Regions from separate parts of the Homo sapiens genome. Here region 2 is linked to region 1. A link is an interaction called in ENCODE POLR2A ChIA-PET data of the cell type or tissue named here. Cell type or tissue: GM12878. All regions are shown on one strand. Each heading gives the region's core, and the rest is flanking DNA. Links, peaks and the distances in the headings are about the cores only. Region 1 holds the start of TMOD1 (tropomodulin 1). Region 2 overlaps TMOD1 (tropomodulin 1).

Evidence for each region. Peaks named below come from ENCODE experiments on the same cell type or tissue, not always from the same donor. Only the 100,000 strongest peaks of a DNase experiment are listed, where the experiment ranks them.
Region 2: POLR2A ChIA-PET joins it to region 1 with 30 read pairs; 7 of 35 experiments call an interaction of 5 or more read pairs at or near these places.

What each region holds. Positions count from the first base shown.
Region 1 is chr9:97,492,983-97,507,771 of GRCh38, reverse strand. It overlaps TMOD1 (tropomodulin 1), which reads right to left and starts at 6,106. Exons shown (of 10, transcript NM_003275.4): 1 at 5,969-6,106. TDRD7 (tudor domain containing 7) reads right to left here. Exons shown (of 17, transcript NM_014290.3): 17 at 11,647-12,109. The coding sequence ends at 11,889. RefSeq lists a cis regulatory region at 4,103-4,120, an enhancer at 4,039-4,183 and a silencer at 5,570-6,289. In GM12878, for the core only: CTCF peaks have their summits at 4,416, 5,208 and 6,249 (motif pointing right); a DNase peak (open chromatin) is centred at 6,559; H3K4me3 peaks cover 3,638 bases; H3K27ac peaks cover 3,185 bases.
Region 2 is chr9:97,551,831-97,566,619 of GRCh38, reverse strand. TMOD1 (tropomodulin 1) reads right to left here. Exons shown (of 10, transcript NM_003275.4): 4 at 13,220-13,339; 5 at 3,799-3,888; 6 at 2,452-2,582; 7 at 665-772. Among named protein-coding and RNA genes, the nearest start is that of TMOD1-AS1, 43 kb to the right of the region's middle. RefSeq lists enhancers at 7,067-7,486, 7,497-7,606, 9,160-9,661, 10,370-10,871. In GM12878, for the core only: no CTCF peak of the experiment used is centred there; a DNase peak (open chromatin) is centred at 7,319; H3K4me3 peaks cover 825 bases; H3K27ac peaks cover 2,791 bases.

The DNA.
Region 1 (14,789 bases), core at 2,476-10,475:
TTTCCCCTTGGCTGCCATGAGTCATCTCAGAGCCAATTTGAGTGTCCAAATACAGTTGTCATCTTCAGCCAGGGCACTGGCATAATTTTCTCTCTTTATTCTCTGTATCGGGTGCTCTTAACCCGGACTTTTGAATAGGCTTCAGGGGAATCACACACCCACTGAAATGATATGCAAATTGTTGTGTATATGAATATATTCATTTTTGTGGAGCAAGAATTCATAAGCTCTAATCAGATTCTCCAGGAGTTTCGTGATCTTAATCTTCAGGGTTTCTGCCTGTCTTTCTAGAATTTCTGTTCTTACTAGTTGCATTGGTCATGTAGTTTATTTTTTAAGCCATCTCAAGCCTTTTTAATGCTGTAAGTGGAATACAATGTAAAACCATAATAAGCAAATGCGTGCAATGTTGCTATCCATTCTGAATTTTTAAATCTCTCTTGGTTTGCATGGAGGAAGTCTGTCCTCACGTCTCCCTCTCTCTTACCTTCACTTTGCACACTTCTGAGTGGTTTTGATGTCTCAGGGTCTCAGGTGTCTCAGGTTCCCATCCCAGCACTGCCCAGGCACCCATCTTGTGCTCATAGATCCAAACTTGCAAGAAGTTTGCTGACCAGAAAGAGCCCTTGATTTTGATCCAAGGCACAAATGAATTCATTTGTAGATTTAAAAATCCACTATCTTAATGCAATGGCCAGGAGGAAGCTTTGTGGTAACTAGCACTCACCTTGGTGTTCAAAATGTGGTGGTTTGTAGATACTAGTCAACACCACCTGACTAGATGTTTATTAGAGCTTATTAGGAATTATTAAGTTTATTTTCTAATCAACTTATTAGAGCTTATTAGAAGCAAGGAGCTTTTTAGAAACTCAGACTCTCAAGCCCCATCTCATACCTACTGAACCAGAATCTGCATTTCTGAAAAGATCCCAAGTAATTTCAATGCACATTAAAGTTAGAGAAGCACGGATATAAAACAAGAAGACTCATTTCTCAAGTTTGTCAAACCCTGGAGAGCACTTCAGTTTTCTGGAATTGGATGACCTGGGACAATTCCTACTAGGGTTCACTGTCCCATTACAAAAGGTAGGTAACAATACTTGCTGTTCCTCCCTCATGGGGTTACTGTGAATTTCAAATGAGCTCTTGGATTCACACTAGCTACGTATCATGATGGGGCTGATAGGAGCTGGAGAGCTGGCAGTGGGGAGCAGAATAGGTGTGGTCTCTGCCCTCATAGAGCTGATGATTTGGTCGGGTAGGAGAACATGCTGTAAATGCTGGTTGGTGTTGTGTGACTGTCCTGGTTATCACAGAGCCTTCATTCATTTATTTCATGCATTCATTCATTCATTCGGTGGTCAGCCATTTATTAAAACCTGAAGTGCCTGTACTATGTCACACATTAAGCTCTGAGCTGCACATGGGGAAGCAGAAATAAATGAGTCAGAAACCTCGTCCTCAGGGAGCTTTTAGTCTAGCCAGAGACAGAGATACATCATTGGGTGGTTCCATTTAGAACACACTCTGGCTGGTGCTCTGAGTTGGCACAGGGGGCTGTGGGGGTACAGGTAAATCAATGAAGAACTTTGCTTTTAAGGGTGATTACAAGTTCACAGACTGAGAAGAGGGAGAACAGCACTGAAGGCCGAAAGAACAGCAGGGGAAAGGCAGGGAGGCATGAAGGCACAGCATGCTTTTGCCATGGCCAGAAGGTAAAGAGAATTTGGAGGAGTGCCTAGAGATGATTTTGGAGAAGTAGCTTGAGGCCCGGTCTTAGAGGCTAATGAATCTGGTCTTTATCCCTTAGGAAATGGGGAGTCCCTGAAGGGAGACAATTGACGCAGGTGAAGATCTTTTAAGAGCAGCATGGAAGAAGGAATGACTTGAGGCAGAAATACCTTTAAGAGGCTCTGAGAGCAGCTTAGGGGAGAGAGGAAGTCCTTACTGGGGTACTGGATGTGGCGATAGAAATGGATGTAAGAGAAATTAAGGAAGGTAGCATTGACAGGACTTGGTGGGCAAATGAATGGGGTGGTGAAGAGAAAGGAATCAGGAGGCAGAGATGTCTATAGATGAGGAGCACAGTCCAGCTTGATGCAAGAATTAGGGAGTTGGGAGGTGACTGGAGTCGTGGGAGTGAATGAGACTGTGAGAGTGTGCGGTGGAAAGAGAATAGGGGTAGGAGTGGCACCAAGGCACCAACAGCAAAGCGATGGGCAGCAGCGATGAGTCTATGAAGGAGGCTGAAGGATGCCCAGAGGCAGTTCTGCTTTCCTTCATTCCTTTGGGCATGGAGAGCAACAACGCAGTGGTCACAACTCATCACCCTCCAGAATCATCGCTAGAAACGGCCCTGGGGTCACCACCCTTGAAGCCCCAGAGTGAGTGGGGCCTGAGGCTGGGGCCCCTGAGAACATGAACTGAGACAGGGATGGACATGCGTGGACGGACGCAAGCCCTTGTCTCCCTCTCCCTCCCTCTTTCCTCCTCACAGATGGTAATGTCCAACCCTTTCACAAATCATTTTTTTCTCTGAAAGAAAACCAAAAGGACATAAGAGAAGGAGAAACAAAAGGCATGCTTGAGTTTGTTTAGTTTTTCAGATCAGACAAAAACCCAGCAACACCTAACACGAAAGAAAACCTCCCAGACCGTGTCCTAAGTTGACTCCAATGAGCTCATTCTCTCATTAAGAGCAAAGAGAATTAGGTTCTATCATGATTAGCCAAAGGAAGATTTTACAAAACAAAACAAAAGAGAGGAAATGGCCCGGAATTGTGCTATCTGGTTCATGCTTTTCCATAGAAACAGGCCTGTGGTTTTAAACTGATAATGGCTCCTAGCAGCCCAATAATTGATTTATCTGGTGTTCTGGCTTTAAGGGAAAAGTAAACTGGCCTCTTTAGAAATGTTGGCAGCCTGGCTGGTCCATTAGTAAGACTGAAAAGTCAAAACATTGACTGGAAAAGGCCATTACGACCGGGCTCAGCAGGAGTCATCGATAGATGATGTCATTTCAGAAATAAATAAGCCAAGGTTATGAGGCCCCAGAGCAGGGTCAAAACACTCTTCACAGCCCATCACCATCCTCCATCGCAGATACTGGTCTGCCAGAGACATAGGGGTCTGAGCCAGGATCTGCTTCGTTTTACCTTTTTTTGCTCATTCCAGGGGATGAAGGCCACCTGCAGAGTCTGTGACATTCTGCAAGTCACTAAGGAAGGTCCCCAATCCTCATTATGGGCACACCTTTTAGATTCCCCTTTAACTCTCTCCCCTCTCCTGGGTTCTTCTCACTACTTGCCATACTCTTTATCCTAGAATGCCTGCCTCCCTTCTGTTCCTTGTCCTCAGTTCCTGCTACCTTCCCTCTCCCTTCCTTTCTCATCCAAGCTTTTAGAAAGAGTTGCTGGCTCTGTTGAGAGCCTTCTTCAGCCTACAGCCTGAAGAAGTGGAGAACTTCTTCAGCTCCTGTTAGCTCCTGCCTTTCCCCCTCACCACAACGAATACTATCATTGCAATATCAGGCTCTGGGCTGAGGGCTTGCCCTGAATCATCTCACTTAATTCTCACAAGCAGCCCCTATGAAATGGGGCTATTGTTGTCTCCATTGTATGAGGAGAAAACGAGGCTCAGACAGGCTGGGTCACTGGCAGATCTCATTTTTTGAGCCTGCTGCAATACCCTGGTCTAAGTCACTCATGATCCCTGCCAATCCTGATGGTCTTTTCCCAGTCCTCATCCCCCTACTCCTGTCTCTCCACAGCAAGTGACACTGCCCACCTCTGTCCTCCCTTGGCACCTGGGAAAGCCACTGTCTCTCACTCCTTCCCCAGCTCCTCCTTACAGGATGGGTCATGCTAGAAAGGCTTCCAAGGAAGACTCTAAGCCCTCTCCACTCCAGGTCCACTAGAGACCACCTTGTCTGCCCCCTCATTGCTCAAGGTTCCTCTGAGTGGGTGGCAGAGTTGGGGCTGGAGCCAGATATCCTAACCTCCAGGCCAGTCCACCTCCCATTGCTCAGAGCTGCCACACCTACTTTGTGTTTTCTGTTTTTGCTGAGCTGCAAGAAAACGCCCTACCCTGAAGGAGGGAGAAGGTGTGAGACCCTGATAAGGTGGGGCGGAGGCTATTTTTAGAGGACACTGGCTTTCATCTTAGGCTGGGAGAAACTCAAGGGTCAATGACTCTCTAAAACACGGGTTTGTAAGACTAGCTCATTAAAGATAATACACCAAAGTGACAGTATTCTTGTTTTCACTCTGCCTGTTGGTTGTGTGGCTCTAACTGATGGAAACTTTATTATCTGACTCCATTTCCCGTTAATTCTTTTTTCTGTAAGTCTTTGAGATGGCTTTAGAAAAAAACACATAACAGAAAGTAAAGTAGAAGCAAAAAGGAAACTTCAGGATGAGGGCGCTATTGTCCAGACAAGGTAAAGTCCAGAACAGCAGCAGATTCAAGAAGAGGGGGCATTGATCGGGTGCTCCCAGAGCTCCCGGACCTGCCTGAGCAGTGGGAAGGGTGCGGAAAGAGATGGGAAAGGCTGGGAGACTGCAGAACTTCTGGCGTGACCGGCCCTGTGTGACCTTGAGCAGGGGGCTCTGCGGCCCTGCACAGAGGACAAAATGGCAGTCACCTCTGGAAGAAAGATGGGGTGGGGGCCCTAGGGGTTCTCACGCTGAGGGCCCAGCACCTGGGTTCAGGGTCTGGTTCTGCGATTCAGACACGGAGGAGCTTGGGCCAGGTCGTCTCCGAGAGTCTGAGGGCATAGGGCGAGGGCTGGAGACAGGGTCTGTAATAGTAGCGGTGGGTGAAGGGTGTAGGAGGGGGCGGCGCTGCGCAGGTTGGAGGACGCATCATAGGCCCGATATAGACCGGGAAACTGTGGCCAGGGAGCGGCTGTACTGGAACCACTGCCCCTGCCCAGCTCATCGCATCTGAAGCTGCGTGGCTCACAGGCTGCTTTGCCGGCTACGGAGCAGAGAGATGCCCATAGGCACCCCAAAAGTGCACTTCCTAGGGTTGTACGGCTTAGGATATCCGACGGCCTTAGTGAGTCCCAGGATACGATCGAGTCTGGGGCAGTCAGTCTCCGATTTCTGCAGCGTCTCCGCATGTGCGCGGCTGGGACCCCAGCGTCCCAGGCCCGGAGAGGGTGAACAGGTGTGGGGAGCGCAGGCGGCCAAGAGCGCGCCCTGCAGCTCTCAGGGCTTGGGCTCCCAGCTCCATCGCGGCTACCAAACCTCGCCCCTACAAATGGGAGACTGAGATCCAGAAACAAGAGGGGGATTGCCAAGGCCATGCCGAGAGCCGGCGACAACCTGGGGCTCCCGCCTCCAAGCTCTTTCCAGCTCCACTTGGCCGCGTAGCGCGTGTCGTGGTGCTTTAAACCTTGTCTCTCCCAGTTTGGGAAACTTCACCTGCCCCAAACACTCTCAGCGCGAACCTGGGATCCACGTCCAGTCGAGCCTTTACTCCCCCACTCCCACCCCCAGACTCTTGCAGGCGGAGAAGAGGCCGCGCCCCCGAGCCCAGCTCCGGCTGGCACCTGTACCCAGCTGAGCACCCCGCGGGCTCAGAGCCCCGCCGCGCTGGAGTCCTGCGGGTGGCGGGGGCGCCCCTCCGCCAGGACCCCAGCCCGGGGCGCCGTCTCCTCCAGAACCCCGGGTCCTTCTCGCGTTCACAGACGCGGTGCGGAGGTCCAGAGCGGAGGGCGCCCTGGCCAGGGCTGCGCGCGCGGGGAGGCGGGGACGGGAGCGCTGGGCTCGGAACCCCGAGACCCGGGCTCCCTAGCCCCAGAGGCAACCCGAGGCGGCAGCTATTTATAGAGGGAGCCACGCTCAGTCCCTCTTGGCGGCGGCGGCGACAGCTGAATATTTTGCCCAGATATGGCTGAGGCCCCGGAGCGGGGGCAGGGAGCCCCGCGAGCGCGAGGGGGACCCCAGGCGGGGTGGGGGCTTACCCGGACGCAGAGCTGTGGGGCCGGCGCGGACGCGGGCTGCGGAACAGGCGCGGGCGGCGGGCAGATGGACGCGGGCGGAGGCCGCGGTGCTCCGGCGGGCAGCGGGCGGGCGAGCGCAGCGCGGGGCTGGACGAGCTCCCGGGCGGCCGCGGGCGGGCGGGAGCTGTGGGCTCGGGGGTGGGAGCCAGGGGCGGGCCCGGCTCGGCTGTCACCGCGCCCCGCCCCGCCCGCCGCCGGCTCCCTCCTTCCCCCCCCCTCCACTCGGGGGCGCCCGGGCGCAGCGCACTTCCCCGTCGGGACGCGGCCCTGGGCCGGGAGCGCAGGGGAGTCGGGCTGCAGCCGAGCGAGCGCGGGCCCCTGCCTGGGTCTCCTCCGCTTCCCCGCTGGTACCAGGAAGAGTTTGAGCGACGGTAGAGTTATGTGGGAAAAGGTGGGCAGATTTGCATTCCTGTGGGGTTTAGAATTTAAGATTTTGAGAATCTGAAGTCCCCAGAAGTGATGGACCAAAGCCAGCTAAGCAGCTGCTGCACCTTCACCTCTGATTGAAGCGCCGCTCCGTCCGTTTCCCAGCAGCGCGGCCAGGTGGGCTCTGAGCCGCAAGCTTTAACCGCGATCGTTTTGTCTACACGTAGTTCCAACACGCAATCGAATACATTCTCTCTACACTGAGAGCGAGTGGAGTGTCTAAAATACTGATTTTAAATGACCACAACAAAAAGACCCAAGTTCTTAAAAGGCTTTTTTTTTTTTTTTTTTTTTTCAGAACAAACCACTTTAGGTGGTTTATTCCAAATACAATTTTAAGTGTTTTAATAAACAAATGTCTCATGCAAAGGAATTTATATAGAAATAGGAAAACGTCTTATTTTGGATTATTATGGGAAAGCTTTTGGTAGGGTAGACCTTAATAAAATCAGCTCTTAATCCTGATGTATAGATTATTAATGAGAAACACTCATTAACCAAATTTTGTTTCTCAAGAAAATGAATTTCTCTAAAGTCCTCACAATGAGAACGCTCTTTTCAAGGGGTATATGCCATACATTTAAAAATAAGCAGTGATCTAATATTTCAGATTATTTTAAAACATTTTTGTTGTGAATCGAACATATAAGAACATACAACATAAGTTATGTTGTATGTGTAAACAAAATAAATGTGCAGCTTCATGACTTTTTACAACGTGAACACCTGTGCAACCAGTCACTCAGAGAACATTGCCTACAGCCCAGAAGCCAACCTGTCCCTCCTGGGTCCCAACTCCCTTCTAAAGATGATCACTTTCTTGACCCTTACGGTGATCATGTCCTTGTTTTTTTTCTTCCCTCTGTAGTATGTCTTCATTTGTTCAAATCTGTTGTTAATCTGTGGTTTTATGCAGCTGTAGTTTTTCACTGTATGAATATGCCACAGTTTAAAAAAAAATCCATTTGACTATTAATGGGCATTTAGGTTGTTTCCAGGTTTTAGCTATTACAAATAGTGCTGCTGCGAACATTCCTTGCCAGAATCCTCCTGTCCACGCGCACAGCCTGCTGTTGGAAGTGCTGGGTGATAGAGAAAGCCTAACCTCAACTTCGGCAGAGATAAGCCTGAACTCTTCCAAAGTTATAGTACCATTGTACAGTGCAGTTTCCCATCTTCAACAACACTTGAAGTTACAAAAATTGAAACACTTTAGAAATTCTGATATGTGAGTAATGGTATCTCATTGAGGTTCAAACTTGCATTTCCCTATATCCTAATGTGTTGAGTATCACTTCATATTTATTGGCCAGTTGGATTTGTTTTGTGAATTGTTCAGATTTATTGTCCATTTTTCTTCTGGATAGTCCTGTGTATTGAATAGATTCAATGGTGTGTGTATCCTCAGTTATATTCCACTCTTTTGCCTTTTCACCTTATTAACGTATTTTGATAAACAGGTGTTCTTAAATACAGTCTGGCAATCTTTTCCCTTATTGGCAGCACTCTGTGTCCTGTTTAAGAACTCTTTCCTGTTCCTGGGTTATAAAGTTATCTTCCTATGTTATCTTCCCACCTTAGCCTTTCATGTTTAGGTTTTTTGTTTGTTTGTTTTTGTTTTTGTTTTTGAGATAGAGTCTTGCGCTTTGTTGGCCAGGCTGGAGTAAAGTGGTGTGATCACGGCTCATTGCAGCCTCAACCTCCTGGGCTCAAGCCAACCCCTTAACCCCCACATCAGCCCCTCAAAGTGCTGGGATTACAGGCATGAGCCACCATGCCCAGCTATTTAAAAAAATGTTTTTTGTAGAGATAGGGGACTTGCTATATTGCCCAGGCTGGTCTGAAACTCCTATGCTCAAGCAATCCTCCCGCCTCAGCCTCCCAAAGTGCTGGTATTACAGGCGCGAGCCACTGTGCCCAGCCTCATGTTTAGTTTTTTGTTTTTTTTTTTTGTTTGTTTGTTTTTTTTTTTTGAGACAGGGTCTCTGTCATCCAGGCTGGAGTGCAGTGGCGCGATCTCGGCTCACTACAACCTCTGCCTCCCAGGCTCAGGTGATCCTCCCACCTCAGCCTCCTGAATAGCTAGAACTACAGTTGTGCACCACCACATCCAGCTAATTTTTTGGTAAAGACAGGGTTTTGCCACGTTGCCCAGGCTGGTCTCAAACTCCTGGCCTTAAGTGATCCGCCCACCTCAAAGTGCTGGGATTACAGGCATGAGCCACCATGCCCGGCCAATGTTTAGGTTTTCAATCCATCTGGAATTGACTTTTGAATATGGTATGAGGAAGGGTTCATTCACATTTCATTTGTTTGTGTCACACTGACTTAGCACTAATTTTGTGGTTACATCAAGAAACAATCTATTGCTTTATTTTAAAAAGTAATGGACTCCTCCCCCTCCCCCTCCCCCTCTCCCTCTCCCCACAGTCTCCCTCTCCCTCTCCCTCTCTCTCCACGGTCTCCCTCTGATGCCCAGCGGAGGCTGGACTGTAGTGCCGCCATCTCGGCTCACTGCAACCTCCCTGCCTGATTCTCCTGCTTCAGCCTGCCGAGTGCCTGGGATTGCAGGCGCACGCCGCCACGCCTGACTGGTTTTCGTATTTTTTTGGTGGAGATGGGGTTTCGCCATGTTGGCCGGGCTGGTCTCCAGCTCCTAACCACGAGTGATCTGCTAGCCTCGGCCTCCCGAGGTGCCGGGATTGCAGACGGAGTCTCGCTCACTCAGTGCTCAATGTTGCCCAGGCTGGAGTGCAGTGGCGTGATCTCGGCTCGCTATAACCTCCACCTCCCAGCCGCCTGCCTTGGCCTCCCAAAGTGCCGAGATTGCAGCCTCTGCCCGGCCGCCACCCCGTCTGGGAAGTGAGGAGCATCTCTGCCTGGCCACCCATCGTCTAGGATGTGAGGAGCCCCTCTGCCCAGCAGCCCAGTCTGGGAAGTGAGGAGCGCCTCTTCCCGGCCGCCATCCCGTCTAGGAAGTGAGGAGCGTCTCTGCCCGGCCGCCCATCGTCTGAGATGTGGGGAGCGCCTCTGCCCCACTGCCCCGTCTGGGATGTGAGAAGCGCCTCTGCCCCGCCGCGACCCCGTCTGGAAACTGAGGAGTGTCTCTGCCCGACCACCACCCCGTCTGGGAGGTGAGGAGCGTCTCTGCCCAGCCGCCCCGTCTGAGAAGTGAGGAGCCCCTCCGCCTGGCAGCCGCCCCATCTGGGAAGTGAGGAGCGTCTCCGCCCAGCAGACGCCCCCTCCAGGAGGTGGGGGGCAGCCCCCGCCCGGCCAGCCGCCCCGTCCGGGAGGGAGGTGGGGGGGCGCCTCTGCCCAGCCGCCCTGTCTGGGAGGTGGGGGGGCCCCTCTGCCCGGCCGCCACCCCATCTGGGAAGTGTACCCAGCAGCTCATTGAGAACGGGCCATGATGACGATGGCGGTTTTGTCGAGTGGAAGCGGGGGAAGTGTGGGGAAAGGAAAGAGAAATCAGATTGTTGCTGTGTCTGTGTAGAAAGAAGTAGACATGGGAGACTCCATTTTGTTCTGTACTAAGAAAAATTCTTCTGCCTTGCAAAAAATAAATAAATAAATAAATAAATAAATAAATAAATAAAAGTAATGGAAACATTTCTAAAGTCAGTGAAATAGAAACCTTTTCCTAACCTGTAGACAATTTGAGGATTTTTCCATTTTTTTATTAGAGAATGAAACAATTATTAAAAACATACCAGTTTATTTCACTTAAACATTTCTGTGTTGGGATATTTTTATTTCATCATAAGTGATAAATCACTGGCATTCAGCACTCCTGAATTTTGAATCACTTGTTGTAAATACTGAGTTTTAAAAAGCTAGAGATAATTTTGACATGTTTAAAATGAAAAACTTCAAATATTTGGTCTCTACCTTCCTCTTTCTGTTCTCATTTGTTTCTGGATTTTTCTCAAATAAAAACAAACAAATGACATTGAGAATTTTTATTTCCAGCCTGGTTTTTGCCCCTGAAGTTTATTCCACATTTCCAAGATTCTGCATATCTTCACATGGAAGTCTATTAGCTCAAATTCAGTGTGTTCAAAATCAAATTTTTAAGCTTCCCACTCCCCCACTCCATCTGAGTAAGGTCCTAGGCTCTCATACCTTAAGACTTGGCTTCACTCTTCCCAATCTGTATCTAAGCTGTCTAATAATTGTAATTAAAAACTTTACAAGGTCATCAACACTTTTTCTTCAACACCATTGCTCCACTCTTAGTCCAGGGCCTCCCCACCTCATCTTTGGACCACTGCTAAAGCCTATAACCTGTCTGCCAATCTATCTGCCCATCAATTAGCAAGCACAAAAGGAGTGCCTGATGTGTGTAAGATGCCATTCTGACGGCTGTGGATGCTCAGACGGTGGTGTGCTGGAGAGCCTGTCATATGCGGTCTCAAGAGCTGCTTAGGTGAGTCTCTTCCCAACTCCACATTCAGTCTTGTCATATTATTAGCTGAAAATCAACAATGGTGGGACCATTTACAATATGAGAATTTTCAGACACTACAAATCAAGGCTCAGCTCCCCACTCAACAGAACCAGTTGTCAAACATTTACTGGTATATCACCGGAGATGACTAAGACCCGTCCCTCTTTCAGGGAGACCATGATCTAGCTGGGGTAATCGGTGCACAGACTAGTCATATACTATAAAACACAGTGACATATGGGCACCAAGAGAGGCATGATCAAAGTACGATGGAGTAGAAAGGGGTACCAGAGAAAGCTTCATGGTTGGCCCAGGAGGTCAGGCAGGACACTGACAAGCAAAAATGATGGGAGGAGAATGAGATGCAGGTTGACAGAATGGAATAAGCAGGGGTTCAGTGACCAAATAAAGGTACAGTGTGGCAGGGAGTGGTAGATAAGGAGGTTGGGTAGGAGGATTGTAGAAAGCCTGGGTCCTAGCTGGACTCTGTGGGCAATGAGAAGAGAAGCCACTCAAGATTTGGGTTGAGGGTCACGTTGGTTTGCCTGGGCTGCTCCTCTAGAAATGCTGATGTGTTAAGACTCAGGATAAGTCCTCACATGCTTTGGTGATCACTTGCTTTGAGATACACTACTACATCAGGGTAGAGTTAAGTCATAATAGTCTCAGCTTCACTGGAGAAGAACCCAGCTCTGCAAGGAAGACAACATGAAACGGAAGCTTTCATCTTAAGATCATGAAGCCTAGAAATTAAAAGGTAGTCAGCTTTTATATTGATAAACATTTTTATTCTAATATTATAGTAATAATTCAAGTACAATTTTCTTTGAAAAGTCAACTCTGTTAAAACAAAACTTGTTAAATATCTTTCATCAAACATAAGCATATTCTTTTCAATCCCCCACAGCAGTCAGAGCCATGTAGCAGAGTTAAGATTTTTTTTAAGCCTACTACATTTTGTTATTGCTAAAAAATCTGAATTAGTTGTCAAGGTTTCAGAGGCAGTCATTAATTAACTTTTGAAAGCTCTATCAGATACTCTGACATAAAATCATGAATCCAGGTATCGGTGTCTGGCAACGATGTGTCCACTAAGTAGACCACTACTTTCCGGTCCCAAGGGTTAGCATTTTCAATGACTGTCTGCACCAGTGCCACCAGAGGTTTCTTCTCCACATGATTTCGAAACACCATAGAAGCCTCCTCAGACCACTGGTTGCACTTCACTCCTAGGAGGAAGAGAGGAAGAAGAGGGAGCAGTGAGGAGTCAAAGGAGCTTTTCTTTGATCCATTATGATGGAAAATTATTTAGTCAATTCCAAAGTAACTTAAGCATCCCAGGTTAGACTTGCCTGAACTGAAAAACGGTTACTGAACAATCTTAAAACACTCCAGCTTATAGTTTTTCTACTCTGAATGGAGTCACTCTGGAAATCTTTAACTAAAAAACAAGTTTCATTTGAGACTTAACATTGTATTATAAAATGAGGTAATAATGACTACTGTACAACCCCCATAAAGTATATGCATATTTAAACTAATAACAGAATAAAATATCAATATCATATTAAATGACATTTCTTTCATTAAAAATTTTTTTTCTGATGGACCAAATATCATAAAAAAAAAGAATTATTGTATGATTCATTTACAGTATAGTTATTTAAAATTATACACAGCATCGTGGGAAAAGCACTGAATTGAAAGTCAACAGACTCAGTTACTATTCCCAGCTTTTCCTCTATCGGGTGGTGTGGTCTTAGGCAAATCAGCTGATCTCACCTATGATAAAAGAACCTGATTGGATCAGATCATGAGAAATCAAGTTAGAGAATTCTAAATTCGATTTTAAAACAAAACTGGGACAAGAAAGTACACATTGGCCGGGCACAGTGGCTCACACCTGTAATCCCAGCACTTTGGGAGGCCAAGGCGGGCAGGTATCTTGAGCTCAGGAGTTCGAGACCAGCCTGGGCAACATAGCCCAGCCCTGTCTCTACAAAAAATACAAAAATTAGCCGGGTGTAATGGCCTGTGCCTATAGTCCCAGCTACTCAGGAGGCTAAGGGAGGAGGATCGCTTGAGCCTGGGAGGTCAGGGCTGCAGTGAGCCGTGACTGCATCACTGTACTCCATCCAGCCTGGGTGACAAAGTGAGACCCTCTCGAAAAAAAAAAAAATATATATATATATATATACATATATATATACATATTTCAAGAAATACAATTAAGTCCACATATACTGGATTACATAAACTGTAAATTATGCCCCAAAGTAATTAAGATATGGAAATTTCAGACATAATTTTGGAAGACTTGCTATCTATATAGCAAATGGGCTAAATTCTTTGATTATTTATTTCCCACAAGAGAAGCCTAGAAATTTCATTTTATCTGCAGCAGCCCTGACAATCTTTGAGCCATGTTATTTAAGAAGAAAAAAGGTAACCCATTGGTAAGGTAAAAGATGATTCCACAGTATGGCTCCCTTTCTTCTAGGATTCAGAAAATTTTGTGCATGGCCATGGTGCACTGATGCAAAGAATGCCCAGGTCAAGGCCAGATGTAATGAAGCAACAACTCACTGGTGTTGTGGGAAGTCAGGAACCCCAAATGGAGGGACCGGCTGAAGCCATGGCAGAAGAACATAAATTGTGAAAATTTCATGGACATTTATTAGTTCCCCAAATTAATACTTTTATAATTTCTTACTCCTGTCTTTACTGCAATCTCTGAACATAAATTGTGAAGATTTCATGGACACTTATCACTTCCCCAATCAATACCCTTGTGATTTCCTATGCCTGTCTTTACTTTAATCTCTTAATCCCATCATCTTTGTAAGATGAGGAGGATGTATGTCACCTCAGGGACCCTGTGATGATTGCGTTAACTGCACAAATTGTTTGTAGAGCATGTGTGTTTGAACAATATGAAATCTGGGCACCTTGAAAAAAGAACAGGATAACAGCAATGTTCAGGGAACAAGAGAGATAACCTTAAACTCTGACTGCCAGTAAGCCGGGCGGAACAGAGCCATATTTCTCTTCTTTCAAAAGCAAATGGGAGAAATATCGCTGAATTCTTTTTCTCAGCAAGGAACATCCCTGAGAAAGAGAATGCGTCCCTGAGGGTAGGCCTCTGAAATGGCCGCTTCGGGTGCGGCCGTCTTTTATGGTCACTGCTGTAGGGATGAAATAAGCCCCAGTCTCCTGTAGTGCTCCCAGGCTTATTAGGACGAGGAAATTCCCACCTAATAAATTTTGGTCAGACCAGTTGTCTGCTCTCAAACCCTGTCTCCTGATAAGATGTTATCAATGACAACGTGTGCCCGAAACTTCATTAGCACTTTTAATTTCGCCCCGGTCCTGTGGTCCTGTGATCTCGCCCTGCCTCCATTTGCCTTGTGATATCTTATTACCTTGTGAAGCATGTGATCTCTGCGACCCACACCCTATTTGTACACTCTCTCCCCTTTTGAAAATCACTAATAGAAACTTGCTGATTTTACGGCTTAGGGGGCATCACGGAACTTGCGGACATGTGATGTCTCCCCCGGACACCCAGCTTTAAAATTTCTCTCTTTTGTACTCTGTCCCTTTATTTCTCAGACCGGCCGACACTTAGGGAAAATAGAAAAGAACCTACATGAAATATCGGGGGTGAATTTTACCCGATATCTGGCTGAAATTTCCCCCAATACACTGGGAACCTTGAAAGGGTGGGCATCCAGTGATCCCATTTGTGAGCGAGTAAGGGGTAATCCCAAGGTCCCTGGAGAATCCTTAAAGCATTCCAGTTTAAACACTCAGGGCATTCCCATGGGTTCCACTTAGATTCCACAGAGCTCCTTTACATCTAGAGATATTCCTAAATATGTCAAAGGGCTTGGCTAGGTGTGAACCAAG
Region 2 (14,789 bases), core at 3,449-11,448, 58 kb before region 1:
GGCTCACTACAACCTCCGCCTCCTGGGCTCAAGTGCTTCTCCTGCTTCAGCCTCCCGAGTAGCTGGGATTACAGGCATGCACCACCAAGCCCAGGTAATTTTTATACTTTTAGTAGAGACGGGGTTTCACCATGTTGGCCAGGCTGGTCTCGAACTTCTGACCTCAAGTGATCCACCCGTCTTGACCTCCCAAAGTGCTGGAATTGCAGGTGTGAGCCACTGCGCCCAACCAAAACCATTGATTTTAGAGATGGAAAAACTGAGGAACAGGGAAGGGCAGGCTCTTGTTCTAATATGATGTGCCGAGTGAAGATTTAGGGGTCACGTGACTGCACTGGACTTGCAGGTCCACCTCTCACTTGCTGTGTGACTGGACAAAACAAGTTGCCTGACCTCTCCGAACCCTAGATTTTTTAAGTGCAAAGTGGGGAGAACTGCACATCTGAGACCAGAAGTGGGTGTGAGGATTGGCCAGGATGACGTGTAGGTGGTGCCAGGTGATGGCTGTTCCCTCTACACCCCTCATGGCTCCTGGTCCAATGCCTTCCACTGTACCACATAGAGCTCTTTGTTAGTGGGATACAACCAGTCCTGAGGCCACATATTTCAACCCTTCTGTTTCAAGGCCCCCAGCCACAATGCAACAGAACAGAAAGGTACATACATACGCCACGGGGTCATTACTCCGTGTCCCCACGATGCTGAACTTCTTCACATATGAGTTTTCTTTCAGGGCTTCTGCATATGCCTTGAGGGTGGGGATGGGGATATTCTGCACAAAGAAAGGCAACAGAGAGAGTGACCAGAAGCCTCCTCTGGGACAGGCTGAGGCAGGTGGATTAGCCTGGCTACTCTCTGATTCCTGGCAAGTCTCTGGCCAAAAAGCTGAATGGGCAAAAGGTTTAGGCTTTGTCCCGGACGACTGAAATCTGGGGAGAACTTTCTGGTAAACAGATTTAGAAAATCCTCCCTGAAAATTTCAGATAAGACCTGTAACCTCTTTCTTTGTGCACTTGGGGGCCAGAGAAGAGGCAAAAATTAAGGCGTGTAGTATTGTGCAAAGAGCTAGGACTAGGGGTGTGAGAGGGGCTGGAACCTGGCCTTGGTCCCAATGATCGGCAATGTTCCTGACTTGCTAGGTGTCTCTGTGGAAGCCTCCTGCCCTCTCTGGCCCTGTTTCTGGAAAACAGGTAAGGGGGTTGCATATGATACTCTTTAAGAGACATCTACCCCAGGGGGTCTCTGCTCCAGCGGCACATCAGAGACTCCTGGGGAACTTTTACAAAATGGTGATGCTTGGGCCGGCCCAGAACAATAGAATCAGAATCTCTAGGGTCAGGCCTGGGCGTTGGTATATATTTTTTAATCTTCTCAGGTGAAAACCACTGATCTGGTCCAACAGGCTCACAGTGCAGAGGAGAAACTGAGGCCCAGAGGAGGCTGGGGCCTCACAGGGAGATTCCATCCCTCATGTGGCCCTGAGGCAGCATTCACTGCCAGTGGGCAGCATTCTGAATTGTGCCAATGTCTCCTACTGGGCACATGAAAGAAAACATGGCTGTGTTTTTACCAATCTCTCAGAGCGTCACTTTAGCTCCCATGGGAGCAGAGCATGGGGAGGCCAGGTGGGGGTGAACACTAGGGTGCAGGTTTCCAATCTGATGGTGCCGTGGGGCTGGCAGCTGCTTAAAATAAAGTGGAGAAGGAAAGAAAGTGGAGCAGGGGCATGGGGGGCTGGCTTCTAGTCTTACCCCCACCCCCCTCCCAGAACTAATCCACTGGTCTCTGGGCTCAGCAGGTGGGTAGAAAGCTGCATTTGTCTCTGAATTCTTCCTGCGGCGGCCTGTTCAGGGTGAGACTGCCTGTCCACCTGTCCCTCCCCTGCCCCGGGATCACATAAGGAAATGTGCACAGAGAAAAGGGCAGACAGCTTGGGATATCGCTTTGGACATTTTGGCCAACAGCTCCCTTCTGTGGCTGTAAAACAAGGCTGAATATGAACGTGATATAGCAGCAGCGATGGCACAGGGGAGGGGCCTGCCCAGGGCCTGTGTTACCCCCGAGCCTAGTGGGCACCGGACTTTTCCAGCCTTGAGATCCCATGCAGCAGCGTGTGTCTGACTCATGATTTTATCTCGGAGAATCTCTCAGTGTTTTGAATAACGTGGCAGGTTTCCAGATCAAAGCTGGGTTGGCCCGTGCTAAACATCTGGGCCTGATATCATCCTCAGAAAGAAACCAGGACTGCCAGATGCACTTGTTTACACTGCCCACCCCTCTTAAAGGCTCCCATTTGCAAAGGTTTTGTCCCTATTCCCAATGCAGAAACACCCAGAATCCAAACAGGACCCTGTTTACTCTGCACAACCAACCCTGGACCGTTTGCATTTGGGTGACATGGTTCCCCCTCCCCCAGCCACACACAGGTAAAGTGAAATAAATGGACCTTACCCGGATATTATTGAGGTTAACTTCTTCAAGTTTTGGGTCGTTGTTCTTTATCCGTTCCAGCGTTTCCTCTACGTCTGTTGAATTTGGTTCTTCGTCGGGCACAGGCTTGTATTGTGTGGGTTTAATCACGCCTAGAGTGACCGATGAAAGGGAGGTGGCTCACAGAAACAAGGGGCTCACTTTCTGCCAACACAAAGATACTGTGGAAGGGAGCATGTGCAGGGTTGGGGCACGTGAGGGCTGCACATCACAGGGGCTGGGTGGGGGTAGGGGGCACCACTCAGAAGAAGCCCCGCAAGGGAGCCAGGAGGCTGGGGTTCTACTTGGACTCTGCCTTTGACGTCCTGCAAGAACTGGGTGAATTACTTAAACTCTCTGAACCTTGGGTCTACATCTGTAAGGCAGGGCTAGTCATTTTCCCGGGGCTCATGACCTCAGTGGACTCTTGGGAGGCTAAGATGAAGCCCGGATGGGAAAGAAATGCATCAATCTTCCAGAGGGAGGAATAATTATTTTTTTTGGCAGCCTCATTTCTGTTTGGGGCCAAAATGCCAGCTTTGGAACAATGCAGTGGAGTAATTAAGGCAATGCAATATTGGCACAGGAAAGGACAAAAGGGCTCATGAAACAGAGGAGGCACCTAGAAACAGATCCATGTGGATGATAAAGGCAGGCCCCAAACTAGTGGGGAAAGGATAAATCTTGCAAGGAATGGTGTTGGGACCACTGGATATTAATTCGAAAAAATGAAAGTTTGGTCTCATCCCACAGCACACACAAACATGAACTCCAGGTAGATTAAGAAGTTGAATATAAGGCCAGGTGTGGTGGCTCATGCCTGTAATCCCAGCACTTTGGGAGGCTGAGGCAGGAGGATTGCTTGAGTCCAGGAGTTCGAGACCAGTCTGGGCAATGGTGTGACCTCATCTCCATACAAAATAAACAAAATTAGCCAGGCATGCTGGCATACACCTGTAGCCTCAGCTACTCAGGAGGCAGAGGTGGGAGGATCGCTTAAGCCCAGGAGGTCCAGGCTGCAGTGTGTCAAGATTGTGCCAATGCACTCCAGCCTGGCTGACAGAGCAAGACCCTGTCTAAAAAAAGAAAAAGTTGAATATAAAAAGTAAATCTCTAAAACTTTTAGAAGAAAATATAGGAGAACATTTCTATAATACTGGGATAGAGAAGGCCTTTGTAAACAAGACACAAATCCCAGGAGACTCAAAGGAAAGGATGAACAGATTTGGCTATATAACATGTTAAAACTTCTGCAATGAGCCAGAGAACATCAGTGAGTGGAGGAAGCAAGAAGCATGAGGTCCCTCCTGGGGGCGGGCGCATACTCACTGTTGAGCCCCTCCTTGTTCATGATGGAGCTGCTGCTCAGGGCCTGGTAGTACTGCTGGTTACTCATGAGCGTGTGCATGCCCAGGATCGCTGCAGGGACAAGGGAAGGGCTCATGATGTGCCTCTGCAGACAGAAGAGCCTCCTAGGGACCCACACTCCAAACCCCGGGAACTCTGGCTCACAGAAATGGCAAGAAACACTTGCATGAAAACTTCAAAATTTTATTTTACTTTTACTCTCACCTCTATTGATGTGACTCTGAAATCCCCAGCCCCAGCCCAGGCTGCTCTGCCCCTGGCCTCTGATTCCCTGATGTCCTGCTGGCACATCCAGCTCAACGTGGCCAAACCAGAATGGCTCTTTCCAGTGACAGCCTCTTTCTTTGGAAGGCTCTCTTTCCATCTTGTCATCCTGCCTGTCCCTCAGGGTAAAACATCAGGGAATGTGGCACCTTCTCCCCATAAGCCCATTTGACCATCCCAGTGTCTCTGAGATCTGTCCCCCTCCCATCCCATCATCTCCATCCTAATGGAGGCCTGATCATTCTTTGGCTGTATTGTCACAGCTGTGTCATCACGGGTGTCTTGGTCTTGGCCTCTTCCTTCCCTCTACCTCCCAGCATGCAGCACAAAGCAGCTGGAAAGCTCTTTCTGGAAATGCCAACCTGATCTTATTGCTCCCGTGCTCAGCCATTCTTTCATCCATTCATTTGTTCAACATGTAATGAGGCCCACCCCAGCACTGTGTGCTAGGCTCTGGTGGGGACAGTGGAGAATAAGAAAGACTGGGTCTCCGCTCATGGAGCTGAAAGTGTGCTGGGGGAGAGAGGAGCCAAGCAAGTTCCCACACAATGAAAAACCAGCACAGGGTATGCTGAGTGTGGTAGAGGAAAAAGTTCAGTCCTAAGACAGCATAAAAGAGGAACTTGGGATGCAAAGGAGGAGTAAGTGTTGGTCAAGTTAAGAGAAGGGCTATAGAACATTACAGGCAGAGGAATGCAGGTGGGAAAGCCTCGAGGTTCAGAGAGTGGCAGGCCAGTGAGGGAGGAAGGTCAGGTTGGCATTTCAGGAAAGACCTTTCCAGCTGCTCTGTGCTGCATGTTGGGAGGTGGAGAGTAGGAAGAGGCCAAGGCCAGGACACCAGTGATGACACAGCTGTGACAATCACTGCTGGGGGAAACAGGATAGAAGCTGGATGTGTGGCGGTAATAATCAGACGCATGGCAACACCACCCCTCTCACTGAGCACATGCTCTGGGCCAGGGAAGACACTTTGTATCCATCATTCCCAATTTGGCTGCACACTGGAATCACCTGGGGATCTGTTGAAATTCCTGATGCCCAGTCCCACCCTAGACCAATTAACCCAAAATATCTGGGGGTGGAGCTCAGGCACCTGCATTTTTAAAGCTCCCTGGATGGTTTCAATGAGCAGCCAAGGTTGAGAACCATTGCCTGACACTCCCCTCCTTGATCTGCCCAATAACCCTCTGGAGTAGATTTTATTCACCTAGGCAAGGTCAGATTCTACAGGGTCTTCTAGGCTGAGTAAGGAGTTCGGGTGTCTTTTCCTAGGAACAGCCTGGGAAGCCATTAGAGGCTTGAGCAGGAAGTGAGATGGTCTGACCTGAGTTCTGATTATTGTGTTGAGAACTCACTACAGAGGGGAGAGATGGATGTGGCTGCAGAGCTGTGAGGCTGTTGCAGCTGTCCAGATGGGAGGACAGTGGCTTGTACAGCCAAATCCAAACCCAGAGCCTGGCTTCACAGGCCTTCCCTGGGCTGGCCCCACCTCACCAGTGTTGTTGCACTCCCCCTCCCAACAGCTTCTCTGCTCCAGCTACACAAACAGCCCCTGCTCATAGCTGCTCCTGCTTTTGCTAGTACTCTCCCTTCTGCTGGTGATTCTCTGCACCCACTTGACTTGGAATTTTAGATAAACAACAAATTTTTTTTTTTGAGATGGAGTCTCGCTCTGTTGCCCAGGCTGGAGTGCAGTGGCGAGATCTCGGCTCACAGTAAACTCCACCTCCCAGATTTAAGGAATTCTCTGCCTCAGCCTCCCGAGTAGCTGGGATTACAGGAGTGTCATCCTGTAATTTTTGTATTTTTTATATATACAATATATAAATACTTTATATATATATATATACAATACAAAAAATATTGTATTTTTTGTCGTCCGGCTAATTTTTGTATTTTTAGTAAAGACAGGGTTTCACCAACTTGGCCAGGTTGGTCTTGAACTCCTGACTTCTTGATCCACCACCTTGACCTCCCAAAGTGCTGGGATTGCAGGCGTGAGCCACCTCGCCCGGCCAACACCAGATTTTTTTTTAGCTAAGTACGCCCCATTCAATATTGGGACATATTTGTTGTTCTCTGAAATTTGAATTCAATTGATCATACTGTATTTTATCTAACAACTCTATGGCCCTATCCTTCAAGACTAGGAGTAACTCTTCCTCCTCCAGGGAGTCTTCCTGGATTCCTCCTCTCCCTTTCTAATTCTCCCACAGCACCTGGTGTATGCCTCAGAATCTATGTGGTGTTAGACATATCTAGATACACGTCTGCTTCTGCTACTAGACTGTAGGCTTCTGGAGGTCAGAGAAGGATATTTTCTCTTCCACCTCTCCCTGAATACGGTATTTAGCAAATATTTGGTGGTGATTTTTTAAAAAATATCCAAGTCACTTGATTAGATATGGTTTCCTGTTAGAGAGACAATATGGGAGCCCTTAATGAAGAGTCAGGAAACCCAAGTTCCAGCCCTGACCATGCCCCTGATGTCAGTGTGACCTTGGGCAGTTCTCCTCCCCTGTCTAGGCTTCAACCTCTCTTTCCAATGAGGGCTTGAGACAAGACCAGTGGCTCTCGGTCAAGGCTGCACACATGGATCACCCAGGGAGCTTTAAGACCATATCAGTGCCTCTCTCCATCCTGGACCAACCAATCAGAATCTCTGGAGATAGATAGATAGATAGATAGATAGACATATATATATATATATATATATATATATATTTTTTTTTTTTTTTTTTTTTTTAAATTTTTGAGGCGGAGTCTCGCTCTGTGGCACAGGCTGGAGTGCAATGGCATGATCTTGGCTCGCTGCAACCTCCACCTCCCGGACTCAAGCGATTCTCCTGCCTCAGCCTCCCAAGTAGCTGGGATTACAGACACGTGCCACCACGTCCAGCTAATTTTTGTATTTTTAGTAGAGACGGGGTTTCACCATGTTGCCCGGGCTGGTCTTGAACTCCTGCCCTCAAGTAACCCGCCTGTCTTGGACTTCCAAAGTGCTGGGATACAGGCTTGAGCCACCACGCCCGGCCGATTTTTTTTTTTTTAAACCTCCTCAGGTGATTCTGTTGCTGAGTGAGAGTCGAAAACCACAAGATGAGATGATCTCAAAGTCCTTTCTGTTTCTCACATTCTAAGATTCTTCTCTGCTAAAATTAGACTTGCTTGTTCATCACTAAGAGAACTGGTGGGGAGAGAGGCATCTGCATTTTTTCAAGCTCTCGTGGGTTTTAATTTAGGCTGCATCTACGTGGGCAACAGAAGCTGAGGCCTGAGTCAGCAGCAGGTGAATCAGATCACCAAGAAGGAGTCCCATTCTGGGGCAGGCTCTCCAGCTCCCACGGAGCAGCTCACGGGGGTTCTGGGATGTGCTGGGGTTTCGTACAGGTTTTGCGGGGATCATATAAAAGATGTAGCCTCATATGGCTGACTGGTGTGGCTTAGAGTGGAGAGAGGTGGAAAATAGAAAGTGCATTTGGCACACAGATGCCAGCTTCCTGTGATGGTCTAGAAAAGGGATGGAGGCGGTGAAGTTACACGAGACTGCTGGGAGACCAAGAGGAAGCAGACCTGCATTTCAGGCTGAGCCTTGGTATGAATTTTCTGGGTAACCCTGTATAGGTCACTTCCTTTTTGGGGGCTGGGGGGACGCTCAGTTTTCTCACCTGTAAAATGGAGTGTTTAAACTGATCTCTTACCTACCCATAGGACTTAGTGACACAACAATTTCTCATGTTTTTATCCTGTTTGACTTTTACAGTAAGTATCCAGGGGCTGGGCACAGTGGCTCATGCCTGTAATCCCAGCACTTTGGGAGGCCGAGGTGGGTGGATCTCTTGAGGCCAGGAGTTCAAGACCAGCCTGGCCAACATGGTGAAACCCCGTCTCTACTAAAAATACAAAAATTAGCAGGGCATGGTGGCACACGCCCGTGATCCCAGCTACTTGGGAGGCTGAGGCAGGAGAATTGCTTGAACCTGGGAGGTGGAGGTTACAGTGAGCCGAGATCACGCCACTGCACTCCAGCCTGGGCAACAGAGTGAGACTCTGTCTAAAAACAAACAAACAAACAAACAAACAAACAGCATCCAGGGTAGCTGTGGTAGACCCCCCACCCCCAACTTTTCCAGCAAGCTCAAGAGGGAAATGGTTCGCCAAAACCATACAGCAAAGACTCTTGTGGCTTTTAAGTTAGTATTCTCATTCACTAGGTCACTAGCAGTTCTAAAGTTCTAAAACTTCCCTTTGACTTTGGCATCCTAAGGACAGATAACATATATTTATTCTAGGAGGTTACATATGTTAACAGCAGGGCTAAGAAGAAATAAAACCATTTTGCAGCTCAGAGGAAATTAGAATTACAAAAAGGAAGGACGAAAAGAAGAAAGGAGGGAAAGAGGAAGGAAGGGAAGGGCCCAGCTAGATTTCCACTGATGGGCAGAATGCCTGGGGCTAGTATTACCTTCTGCCAGCCCTAGGCACAAAATCGCAACTTTCCCTCTCACTTGGTTTTGTGCCACACTCCACGTCAACAGAAGTGAGTGACGGGAGAAAACGGCACATCAACATTGCCTGTTGCTTCATTCTTTGTAGATATTGGCAAGGCTGAATTTAGCACTGGGGAACTTGATTTTTTTTTTTTTTTAAGTCTAGATCTTCCTCAAAACTCAAAAAGGACTATTTTTGAACTCTGAAAAAGAACATTGAGTTCTGTTTCCTCTCCCTGCCTTGGCAGAGTTCACTCATTTGGTAATTCCACTCAGGACGCAGAGAGATAACAGCACACATCCCCGGCTCCTCCTGCTGCCAGCTGCTCGGGCTGGCTCTGGGCAGATGGCTGGAAGATGTTCTCCTGCATCCCAGGGACAGGTGGGAGAAACTGGCTCCAGCCCAGGACTTGGATGCAGTTGAGCTGCTCCTGGATAAGATACACCCTGCCACTGGCAGGGTAGCAGGACAGGTGCCTAAGCACACGGAAGTAGCCAGAAGCCAGGGGGTGGCCTGGCTAAGCCTGTCTCTGATAGCTGCAAGACCCCCAGGTTGCCAACTGCCCTTGGGGGTGAGTGGCCCGAGGCTGTCCCATCTAAACGATGAGTCTCCCTACCCCACTTCCTTCCTGGGTTCTGCCCCACCTGAAGGGTCCCTAAAGCCAGCCAGCATCACCTCCCTGAGTGGGCAGGGGAGGCACTGCGAATTACAAGTGCTTGCTGACTCCCAGCAGCCTCTGACCTACAACCCTGTAGGCTATGCGCCAAGAACTTAGCCCTGCCAGGAACCTGTGCACTCTGCTTGTTGCCCAGCAGGGACGCTTTTAATGTTGAAATCTACATGTTGAAGTGATAAAAGATTTTAAGGTTAAAAAAAAAATACATGTTTCTCGTCTGTCCTCCTCATCACCTCCTGGGCCTCCCAAAGGCAAGGACTGGCTCCTGTTCATCCTAGTATACAGTAGGAGTTCAATAATGTGCACTGGCTTAGTGAGCAGTTAGGTGAATACATGAGTGATGCATCTCACCCGTGTCACACCTGAGTTAGGAGGGCACACCTGAGCTTGCCCTCCAGGCTCCTCCCATCAGCAGATAGCAAGCCTGCCAGGCCACTCCGTTCAGAGGGGCCTGCCCTCCCCAGCCCGGAACCGCTCCTCCTGCCGCTCCCAAGCCCTGGACCTTCTCCGCACTTTCTCACTGCTACTCTTCTGCTCCTAGGCTCTTCTCCATAGCTCTTCCCTGGTCTCCCCCAGCCCTACCCCAAGTGCCTCCCTCACACGCTGTACTGATTCTGTTCAGACGCTCACTCTCATTTGTCATTTCATACTTACCTGGTGTTTGTTTAATGTAGACTCTGTGAGGGTGGAAACTGGGCTGTTTTCTTACCATTCTTTTGCCAGAGCCTAGTCCAGAGACTAAATGGACAGCACTGACTGTGTGTGTGAGTGAGCAAGCCAGAGCTGAGCTGATGGAAATGTTCCACTTGGGAGACAGGCCATACCAACTACAGGTGACCTGGACGCCCCATGTCCTCCTCTCCCTACTCTTCTTCCTCCAGTGAGTTACCCACACTCTTGGTCCCAGTCACCCGCTCTGTGAAAAAGGCTCCAACCACCCACCACTCTCTGGTGGGCCTGCTCCGCCCAGCACCTCCAACACCATGTTCGAAGTCCAGCCTTCATCTCATGCGGAGTTTCTGAAGTCAGCTCTCGGCAGAGCACTCCTCATCAGCCACCCAGCCTGTTTTCTGCTGCCTCAGGCTAGAAAGACTGGTACCATCTCAGCTGCTCGGCCTCTGAGCCGGCACTAGGAACAGCTGGGCTCTTGGTGAAGCTGCATCTCAGATGCAATCTCACAGCTCTGCCCAGGCCTCGGCCTCATCGAAGGCCTGCCTCCTCCATTCCCCCATCCTCCAGAACACCCCCTCCTCTCCACTCAAACTCCTGCTTCCATCTAGCTCTCCTTCATGCCCCTAGTCCCAAGTTTCATCTCCTTGGTGTGGCATCCAGAGCCTTTTCTAATGTGACCCCCTCCCCGGGTCCCCAGCCAACTTCTCCAGCCTTGCCCATCACCCTCTGTTGCCTACCCTCTGTGCTCTGTGTCCTCCCCTACCCTGGAGGGCTTCACTCAGGTGACACTGGGTGATGATGCTGCACATAGGCCCTAGAATGAAGTTGCCTGGGTTTAAACCCTTTGGGCAAGGCATTTAACCACACCTTGCCTACTTTCTCCATCCATAAAATGGGGACAGTAATAAAATTTCCTTCATAGGATTGTTTTGGTCAATAAATGCAATAAGGTCTTGAGAGCAACTCACATAGAACCTGGGACATGGTAGGTGGTCAAAAGTGTTCAGTCCCTCCTTCCCCAGAGATGCTGCCATCTTTCAAATGTCCAACATCAAATGACAGGCATCCAAGGTTAGCCAGTTAACACTGGTGTAGACTTACAGCTCCCCTCTCCTTCCCAGACTTCGGCAGCATATTGCGTCGTTACAGATAACAATAAATAGCCACGCCAACAAAAATAAAGAGAAGTAGTTTCAAGAAAGCCACACAGAAACGTAGCACAGAGTTGCAGCTCTGACCTGGCACAGGAACCGCAGGCGCCGGCAGTCATTTGATAATCCCTTTGAGCTGCCTAATGAGGGGAGTGACGTCATGAAGCGTGATTGGAGGAGAAAGTCCAGGGTAAAAACAGCCCCAGTCCATGTGGAGATGCCGCACCAAGGCATCAGCCACCTCCCTGCCTCACAGATTAACCCGACCTCAAGGGACTTCGGGGAGATGGTTTGGTTGAAGTGTGATGTATAATATACGGGCTCAATGGAGGATCTACTGTGACTCGTGTGGCTTCTGACAGAATAAATCCCTGCCCTAGCAAACTAGGTTCCGGAGTTAAGTGCTACCTTCCCAGCTGGGTGAAGCACTCACTGCTTCTGTACTTCATAGTGAAAGGGAAAACCATTCTCTCTCAGTCCCAATACCCTTCAAGCCATTGCCCTTTGTCCTTCAAATTCCCTGTCTCCTGAGGAAAGGGCTGTCTGGACTTGGGATCTACACACTGGCTTTCCGCATTCACTCCTCAGGTCCCCCAGACCTGGCTTCACCTGTCACCACCCAGAGTGCCCCTTGTGTATAGTTGAGTCTTCTCACTGCCCCTGCACATCCCCCAGTGGCTCCCCCACCCCTGAACGAATGTCACCAAAGTCATGCACAACACTACTCACAAGTCGCAGAAGGCAGCTGTGGCCTGTCAAGTCCCTGGTGCTGGTGCTGGTGCCCTCCCACCTCCGCCGTGGCCTCTGGGCTTACATGCCTCTGAGTCTCCTGGCCAGCCCTGAACCCTCACTCTGTCTCTGTGGCTCCTGCATCCAATTCTGCCCATCTTGATTTGGCCTTTGGTTCTCAGCCTATTTGTGGCTAACTGATCCACATTCCAGCTTTGCCCCATTCCCACGATTTGCACCCCCGCCCCCAACCCCCACCACCAAAGGCTTCTACAAGGGCCATGTATTCTTTCTGGAGCTTGACAACACTAATGATGCCCAAATCTCTATCTTGAATGGGAACCTCCTGTAGCACTCCAGAACTTCCTATACAACTGACCCTACTTGGGTGGCCCACAGGTGCCTCAAGTGCCACAGGTTGTAAACTGAACTCTGTATCTCCCCTCTTCCTGCTCCTCCCTTGCCATCCATCACTAATGGCACCGACACCACTTAGTGTCTGAGGTTACCCTGCTTCACTCTTCTACCTCACTCTCACAGCCAATCAGTCACAGGCATCCCCTTCTACCCTCTCCCCTGCCCACCTGCCTCGAGCCTTTCCCCACCCCGCCCACCCTCCTGCCATCACCTGGGCTATGATTAGCAGTCTCCAAGCCTGCAGAATAAAAACCCACCCACTCCCTGGATCAGAGAGCACAGTAGGTGGGGAGGGAGTGCACAAGGTGCCGGATGTGGCCAGAGCCTGACCTTCCTGTGGGGATGGAACACCACAGCAGTGGGACAGAAACTAGACAGGAGCAGCAGAGAAGTCGGGGGAGGCAGGGAGTGGGGCAAAGGGCTCTGAATATCAGGCCACCTTCTGGAGTTTTGGGGGTAGTTTTTGAAGATCATATGGAAACACATATGAAGATGGAGGGCATGGGGCAAATATGCGATATACAAGGGTGACCCCTCAAAGCCGGCTCACTGAGCCAACTGCAGGCAAAGTGCAAAGTTGTAAAAATCAAGCCCTTAGTGAGCCTCCCAAGCCAAAGAAACCAGAGGCCCTCTGTCTGTTTTCCCTCTATCCTCTCTTCCCAAATGGTTTGGGCAGGATTCAACGCTAATGGCTGGGAAAGGGCGTCTGTGGGCTCTCCCTGAGATACACCCACGTCCCTCTGGCATGGGGTCTCATGGCAACAGCAGATGGCTCCCTGGTGTGGTGGGTTTGCGTGGTTTTCTCTCTATTTTCCTTGTTTTGGTTTTTGAGAATGGATTGTTGTTTGAACACTCTCGGTCTCCTCTAGTTCTTGTTAGAAATAGAGAAGGTGTTCATGCTGAAATGAGCCCTACAAGGCTCCCTGCAGATGTGGGTCAAATCCTTCTGGAGGATGTGGAAAGCTCCTGGAACGCCTCTTACCTGCAATGTCACAGAGTTCTGCATCTGAAGCATTTGCCAAGGCTTCCTCCAGCTCCGGTTCCAGCGTCACACTTTCCAGCACAGGATCCAGTGGCTTCTGCTTAGGAACCCAGACCTTTCCTGCAAACACACAGGGGACCTGTTACGGGAGTGGCTGCAATGGAACAGCCTCTGGTGGACCCACAGCCCTGCGTGGACCATTGTAGAGCCCTGTGGGTCCCTCCATGCTGAGAGTCCCTTCAGGTTTCTCCCTCTGGGGACCAACTTCTCCAAAGAATAGGAATCAGGGATCTCCAACACAGCACCCCTCACACTTGAAAAGAATGATTTTATAACTTGGTCCAAGCTGACTACCCTCTATCAAAAGCATTGGTCATGACCAAACAATCTGTAAGTAGGAAAAAAATATGAAAGAAAAATATAATAGAATGCCAGGGTATGGGATACCTTAACCAAAGGTTCTGAGACCTTGGGAAATGAGAGAAAAATGTATAAACATTTCTAAACAAACAAATAAAATATGAAAAGGGAGAAAAATAATGCATCCTTGCCTCATTATCATATTTTTAAAGTGTCAGATTCATAACGGAATAAGGGGAGTAAAGAGGTACGTATGAGGACAGTCACTGTCATGCCCACCCATAGGAACTGGTGAAGAAATTATGGTGCATCCATACAATGGACTTCCAGCAGTTAGTATAAAGGATGATGGCAATTGCTACTTACTAAGAAGGAGAATGCCTAGGACAAATGTTGTGTGAAAAAGGCAAGCTTACAAAGTAGCATTAACAATTTAATTCCATTTATGAGAAATTGCATATGTATATTTATTTACTCAACAACATTTATTGAGTGCTTCCTATGTGCCAGGCACCTTTCTGGGGGCTAGGGGACAGCAGTGAGTAAAATCCTCAAAAGCTTCTGATGTAGTGAAAGGAGAGCAATAATAAACGTATAAAGATATGGAATGGTATTAAGCATTATGGAGGAAGACAAAGCAGGACAAGGGCCTAGAAGATGACAGGATGGGTTGTGGGTGGGGTGTGCACCGCTGTTTTGGGAAGGCTAGTCAGAGGACGCCTCACTGAGATGACAGCTTGTGACCTGGGACCTGATAGAAGTGAGGAAATGATCCCCTAAGATCAGGAACAAGACAAGGGTGCCCACTTTTACTGCTGCTATTCAACATTGCACTGGAAGTTTCAGTCAGAATAAATAGACAGGAAAAAGAAGTCAGTGGAATCCAAACTGGAAAGGAAGAAGTAAAATTGTTTCTATTTGTAGAAGACATAATCTTATGTATAGAAAACCCTGAATTTCCACACAAAAAAACCTATTAGAACTAACAAAGTCAGCAATATTGCAGGGTACAAGATCAACATACAAAAATTAGCAGTGTTTCTGTACATCAGCAATGAAAAATTTGAAAAGGAAATTAAGAAAACAATTTCATTTATAATACATCCAAAGAATAAAACTTGGGAATAAATTCAACCAAAGGGGTGAAAGACTTGTACAATGAAAATTATAAAACATTACTGAAGGAAATTAAAGACCTAAATAAATGAAA